Linked DNA regions of Homo sapiens: region 1 is linked to region 2. The links are chromatin contacts, found by Hi-C in ENCODE. All regions are on one chromosome and are shown on one strand. Each heading gives the region's core, a stretch centred on a gene start or an enhancer-like site at or near the end of the contact. The rest is flanking DNA. Distances are from core to core; before and after follow the strand shown. Region 1 overlaps CACNA1D (calcium voltage-gated channel subunit alpha1 D). Region 2 overlaps CACNA1D (calcium voltage-gated channel subunit alpha1 D).

The links. Hi-C counts contacts between places; a loop is a spot of excess contacts on that map. Pooled maps may share reads with other maps.
Region 1: a pooled map shows a loop between it and region 2 (6-fold over the local background). The contact joins two enhancer-like sites. A Hi-C loop is called at or near these places in 4 of 37 single-sample maps with no recorded cell type and 4 of 50 pooled maps.

The regions. Positions count from the first base shown.
Region 1 is chr3:53,747,567-53,750,996 of GRCh38, forward strand. CACNA1D (calcium voltage-gated channel subunit alpha1 D) reads left to right here. Exons shown (of 48, transcript NM_001128840.3): 27 at 1,702-1,903. Among named protein-coding and RNA genes, the nearest start is that of CHDH, 97 kb to the right of the region's middle. RefSeq lists an enhancer at 1,707-1,906. Within about 2 kb of position 2,030, at least 5 of the 41 ENCODE cell types and tissues checked have a DNase peak (open chromatin) inside an H3K27ac peak, as active enhancers do.
Region 2 is chr3:53,553,292-53,556,750 of GRCh38, forward strand. All of the region lies in intron 3 of CACNA1D (calcium voltage-gated channel subunit alpha1 D), which reads left to right. Among named protein-coding and RNA genes, the nearest start is that of CACNA1D, 60 kb to the left of the region's middle. Within about 2 kb of position 2,000, at least 2 of the 41 ENCODE cell types and tissues checked have a DNase peak (open chromatin) inside an H3K27ac peak, as active enhancers do.

The DNA.
Region 1 (3,430 bases), core at 780-3,279, 190 kb after region 2:
TTTAACCTTGGGCCACTTCTCAGTCACTTCTTGACCCACAGGGCCTCTTTCTGTGTAGGTGGATGATTTGTGAAGCAGGGTTGGTAGAGGTGCCTGGCAGCATCTCTGGGTGGAAGCAGGGAGGCCTGAGATGCCTCAGTCCCATGAACTCCCATTGGATGTCAGGAAAGCTGCCATCCGCTGCTCCCAAAGAGGGTCTGAATGGTGTCCCAAACCATTCATTCATTCATTCATTCATTCATTCATTCATTCTAATATATTCCCAGTTGCGGACAGTTGCTGTTATGCCATCTCTTTTACTGAGCACCTGCTCGCTCATTTACAGACCATGCTGTGCAGAGGCTTGTGTCTCCCCACCCGTTAAAAATGTCTAACTGGGCTCTGGCTGACTGCGTGCTTAGATACCAGCTCTGTGCAACATGGCATGTTAGGCACTGTGGAGGAAACAGTGTCTAAACATGCTTCCTCTCCTCAAGCCCAAATCAAATCAGTGTCAAGTGGTCAAACCAGGCAGGTGGTCTGGTGTGTCCTAGATGTGCAGAACAGGGTCCTGAAGAATGGCTAAGATGTTGATGGGTAAAGTAAGAAGAGCAGGTAAGGAGAAGTTAGAATTTGAAAGGGAGAATCCTCTGTGCTTTCGTGTTGCTCTTTGCTTCTGGAGCTCCCACCCCCAGCTCCTGCCATCAGTGTGCAAACACACCTAGAGTCCTGGATACCCGGTCCCCATGCATAGATGAGCTGCAGGAGGTGGGCAGGCTGGGGCTCGCAGGCCAGCAGAGTTCTTGGGGTGTGTGTAAGAGTCAGATATTTTCAGGAGCTCCTGTAGGATAAAGAGACAGTCAGGTGGGGCTTGTTCATTAGGGATTTAATCCTGGGAGAACAGAGGCATGGAGTAAGGCCCTTCACTGTGTGCAGGCACAGGCTATAGTGTCAGGCTTTGAACACTGTACTTGAGCAAATCATGGTGGCAGCTGAGGAGAAAGGAGCAAACCTGGGACTCGGGGCTTGGAGGAACTGGCTCAACTCCTGGCTCTGCCCCCAAGGAGTGTGACTGTGGCACTTTGATACCTCCCTGAATATTCCTATGATGGGGATGATAGTAATGTCTGCCTTCCCAGATGGATGTGAGGATTAAGGGAGAGGCTGTGAAAGTGTCTCGGGAAGCCTATGCATGGGCTGGGTGCCCCAGAAGTGTTGAATCTGCATCAGAATGGGGATCAATGGACCCCAAGGGTGTTACAGTAATCCCCCTCTTCCTGTTAAGAGTTCCGCTAGGCATAGCTTTAATTTTAGTGCATATCTCTGTTTGGGGAAGCACCCTTAGTTCTTTGGAACTACTCTGGTTGGTCACTTACTGTCTTGCCAGTGTGCATAGTTTTCACTTCCTCCAGTGTCTTACACGTGATATTCTTCCTCTCTGAATAGAAAGGAGTGTTTTAGGATATTTGTGAAATCTTTTGATTTTCAGTTCCTCAGAACAGTCCCTCGATGATGATATCCTGGGTGCCCCCTCCTCTTAGTGCTGGCTGTTTGGGCCTGAGGCTGATGGGAGAGACCTGGTTGTGTCCAGCAGCCTTGGGGTGGGTTCCCAGCGAGTGCTCATGAGAGGAGTTCTGGAGAGGGAGGACCTGGGAAGGCAGCGGGCTGGGCCGTGTGGGCTGGGGGGCTTGGCAGGTCCTCACTTGGTTTTTCTCTCTCTAGGTTGCTGTATAAAGCCATCGACTCGAATGGAGAGAACATCGGCCCAATCTACAACCACCGCGTGGAGATCTCCATCTTCTTCATCATCTACATCATCATTGTAGCTTTCTTCATGATGAACATCTTTGTGGGCTTTGTCATCGTTACATTTCAGGAACAAGGAGAAAAAGAGTATAAGAACTGTGAGCTGGACAAAAATCAGGTTAAAGTCACACACTGTTTTGGCTTCTGTCCCTTGGTCAGGAGCGGAGTGCCTTCTTTATTGACTGATTTCCCCCATACCCAGAGAAGGGCACCCACATACTGTCTGTCCCTGGGGCTAGGGCCCTGTTCTAAGCACACCCTCAGCCCATTTGAGTCATCACTGCTGAGCGTTAGGTTTCCCGATACATATGAGACTTTGTAATTATGAAATCCATCGCCAGACCTGGTGGTATGAAATCAGAGAGTGCTTACGCCACCTGCCATGGTCATGACCCACTAGTGATGTATCAGAATCTTAGTTGGGGTGCTGTGGCCACTCACACAGACATTCACAGTCCCTACTGGGAGATGGTCTTTAAAGCCACTTAGGGCAGTTTCTTACCCTTGGTGCTATTAGCATTTCAGTCTGGGATGATTCTTGGTTGTGTTTCCTGGGCTTTTTAGGCTGTTTAGCAGCATCCGTGGCTTCCAGCTGTTAGATGCCAATGGTTCGTCTTCCCCTGGTAGCAGTAACCAAAATGTCTCCAGACATTGCCAAGTGTCCTTTGGGGGGCAAAGCTGCCCCTTGTTGAGAACTGCTGACCGAGGGGGGAATACCCTGCATCACCCCAGGGAAGTCAGTAACTTTGAATTTGGGACTAAGATTGTATTGGCATCATTCTTGATCTGACACCGTGTTTTAGCCAGTCTGGTAGAAGTAGGAGCCTTTTGCTCGGGTGACGTGGTGAGGAGAGGGAGCCCTGTGCTCTGGGCTATCTTCCTACACCTGCACTGTGACCCTAGGTGCCCTCTGATCCCTGCTGGGGCTTGATCCCTCATCTCTAAATCGAGGGCATTAAGGAGCTGCTCTTTAGAGATTCCTTGCAGCCCTGAAAGAGTCTACAAGATCGAGATTCTTTTCTGGGAGTTTCCCCGGGTCCTCTATCAGTAGCATCTCTGTTTTGATGACGACGTCGCAAGCAAGAATGATCTGGTAGCCTAGGCTTCCTCAGAGGAAGTGGCCCAGGCACGGCAAGCCAACCATAGCTGGCTGTACCCACTGGGAAATGTGAGAACATGCCGGTTTGTGTTTGCAGGAAGATTTTCCTTTGAGTTGTCAGGGTGTCCCTGTAGACTCCACCAGTGATTGTCAGGGAGAGGTCTGGCCCAGCAATTTGCTCACCCAAGGAAGAGGAGTGTCAGAGCAAGGCCAGGCCAGCCACGCAGAGCCAGCGCTGAAAGTGTGTCAGCCTCTGAGGTCCAGCACAGGCTTGAATTGGGGGTCCCTGGAGTGAGCATGTGAGGTCAGAGCAGCGCCGGGTCCCAGACACTGGGAACCTGTCCGAAGCCTGCACCCAGAGTCAAAGCAGGAGAGCGGGGGTAGGTCTAGGCTCTCAATGCTGAGCTGAGGGCTCTTGGGGCTAGAGGTTCCCTCTGGGCCTGCTGCAGAGGGTGGACCAGCCCCACTACCCAGAGTAAGTGAGAAAGTGCTCCAGCTGGGTCCCAACCTGTGTTCAATCCAATTGTCACTACAGTGCTCCAGCTG
Region 2 (3,459 bases), core at 750-3,249:
CTCAGTTATGAAGTTATAAAAAAATGTGTTTATGCTGTTGCTGCCGCTGCCCGTCTGTCTGCCTCCCTGCCTGCCTGCACAGTCTTTAAGAGCACTGTTGCTCTCCTCCTGTTCCTCACGCATTTCAAGCACAAATCCCTACCATTCATCAAAGGCATTTGCTGGTGGTGGCAGGGGAAATGTCACAGCACTGCTGCCACCACTGCCAGGTATCTTTTTAAAATGTAATGTGTGTGTATGGGTATGTGTGTGTGTATGACTTCCACCATTTCTACGGGAATGTTTTTTGATTAGAAAAAGAAATAGTTGTTACATTTGCAATTTGTAACCAGAACCATTTTCTTTCCAATGCAGTTGTAACAGTGTAATGATAAGTAGGGTCTTTATCCAACCCTATGACAAGTCACATGTACACACGCCAGACATAGGCTCCAGATTCTGTAATATTTAGCCCTATACAGTCAACAGATTTGATTCCCTGGCAGTCAGTCTTTGCATTGGAAGAGAGAGTAAAAATTAGGACTGGTGAGTTCAAAGGTTCTTCTAAGGCCTAAGCCTTTGCAGTAGGAGCTTTCCATACTAGATATGTTACCTAGAGACTTGTGTTAAAGTGGAAAATCATGGGCTGGGCATGGTGGCTCACACCTGTAATCTCAGCACTTTGGGAGGCCAAGGCGGGCAGATCATGAGGTCAGGAGATGGAGACCATCCTGGCTAACACAGTGAAACCCTGTCTCTACTAAAAATACAAAAAATTAGCTGGGCGTGGTGGTGGGTGCCTATAGTCCCAGCTACTTGGGAGGCTGAGGGAGGAGAATGGCGTGAACCCGGGAGGCGGAGCTTGCAGTGAGCCAAGATGGCACCATTGCACTCCAGCCTGGGCAACAGAGTGAGACTCTGTCTCAAAAAAAAAAAAAAGGTGGAAAATTATCATACAAATCATATTTGTGTCAATCTTTGTGAGGGTGTCCTAAACTGTAAGTGTGCCTATATGTGTGTTTTAAAACCAGAATGTCTAGTATTGTACCACAGAAAAAAGACGTTACAAAAATAGAAATTGTGTCAGTAATTTGCTTTTACTGCTATGAACAATCATATGCAATTCCTACAAGTCATGCTGTGTCTAGCCTCACAGCCCCCTCACTCTCCAGGCCTTTCTGCCAAACTCAGCTTCTCTGTGAGCATGCCCTGATGAGTTCAAGGGGCTCCCTTCTTCGTGCCACCACCTTTGAGTCCACAACAGGATGGCTGTTGAATTGAACATGCACTTAGATTTCGTTACCGTTTCCTAGGTCTTTTTCAAATACATTCCGCTTCTCTCTTTAGTTACTTTTTAGTCTCCCTCAAGGGTAGGGATTAGATTCTTCTTTGTTCCCTCTCCCATAGCACAGTTTATGTGGCTTTTGCTGCGTGAGGTTAAAGCACATTGGTGGCTTACATCTTATCCATTTGTAACCACCCAGGGACCAGCACATGGCCTTGTACCCAGTAAACAATCAATATTTTGTTGATTAATGATGCCTAAAGCTGGTTAAGTTCTTGGACTCAACATTCTTCTGAGCTCAATGACTATTTGCATTCTAGTCATAAACAGGAAAAGGTTCTGTTGGCAGCCAGGGAGATAGTAAATACCCCTGACTCTCATACATTGACTTAATCAGAAACAACAACTTCCCCTTTTCAAATTTGCATTGTGAATGATAATATCATTTTCAAATATGTAGGATTATGACATTTTAAAGAGAATATAATGAAATAGAATGAAGGTGAAAACTTGTAATTATATTAGAGCAAAACTATGTTTCCCATAGCTTATATCCTACTATTTCTATGTAGTGTATCTGGCGTGGTCCCATGAGGATGCCATAACCAAATGATTGAACTAGAAACTGAGAAAGACTTATCAAACATTTAGTGTCACGGGCTTGTGAGATGAATCAATGCTGGGATTTCCAGCTATGTTTTTTATGGCCCTGTATTTTACAAAGCTGTGGAAAATATTGAGCATTTGAACAAGGCTCTCAGTCACAGTCGTATAACAAGATGCAGGATAGGGCTTTGCCCGTGGAGTTCAGTGTGAAAGTGGCTGTGGTTGGTGGACCTTCTGCCCTTTCCCCTATTGCTCTCTGGCTGCTTTTTCTGGTGGGTGTGTGTGTGTGTGTGTGTGTGTTTTTTTTTTTTTTTTTTTTTTCTGAGGTACTTCCCAGGGAACAGAGAAATAAGTTGACAAAAGGCACATATAAAAGAGAGATCTAGGACTTTCTAAACCTGAGGCCCACAGCCCTTTCATTTAATGCTATATTGGCACATGTCTTTTTTCTCTTCAAATCATTCTCAATCATGGTCCATTTCTCACCACCCCCTCCTCCCAACTTGTTATCAGTTGCGCCTGACCTTTTGGGAAGGAAGAATCTTTAAACCCTGTTTGCATCTCAGCAGACGGGAATGCCTGCCTACTTCTCATCTAGGGCTCCTTTCTCTGCCTTTAGAAATTCTTTTTTATTCTTGATACACACTGCTCAGATTATTTATTAATTTAAAAATTAACATACAGTAAAAATCGGGGTGTGTGCACGTGTATACAGTTCTGTGAGCTTTAACATATAAATTGTTGTATCTCTTACCACAATTAAGATAACAGAACAGTTTTGTCCCCCGCAAAACTTATCCTGCCTCTTGTAGTCCTATTCTTCCTTTACCCCAGCCCATGGCAACCACTGATCTGTTCTCTATTGCTATAGTTTTGTCATTTCCAGAATGTCATGTAAATGGAATCACTCAGCATAATGCCTTTGATATTCATCCATGTTTAGGAGTGTGGAGAAATCGTTCTTTTTTATTGCTGAGTAATATTACATTTATGGATATAGTACAGTTTATCCATTTATCTGTTGAAGGAAATTTGGGTTATTTCCAGTTTCTGGTGATTATAAAAAGGTGCTAGAAACGTACAGGTTTTTGTATGAATATAGATGTTCACTAGCGTAAATACCTAGGAGTGGAATTGTATATTTAACATTATAAGAAGCTAACTGCTTTCTAAAATGGCTGTACCATTTTGTATTCCCACCAGAAGTGTATGAGAGCTATAGTTGCTTCACATTCTTGCCAACACTTAATCGTGTCAGTACTTTTTATTTTAGCTTCTGTAATAGGTGCGTAGTAGTATCTCATTTTGGTTTTAATTTTTATTTCCTAATGGATAATAATGTTATGTTATTTCATGCGCTTATTTGCCACCTGTTTATTATTATTTTGGTGACTTGGTGAAGTGACTATTTCTGTCTTTTGGGTTTCTTTTTACTGTTCAATTTGAAAAGTGCCCCATATATCCTGGATCCAGGTCTTTTATCAGATATGTGATTTGCAAATATTTTCTCTCAGTCTATAGCTTGTCTTTCTATTATCTCTCTTGCTCTCTTTTTTTTTTTTAATTTTTTTTTGAGACAGAGTCTTGCT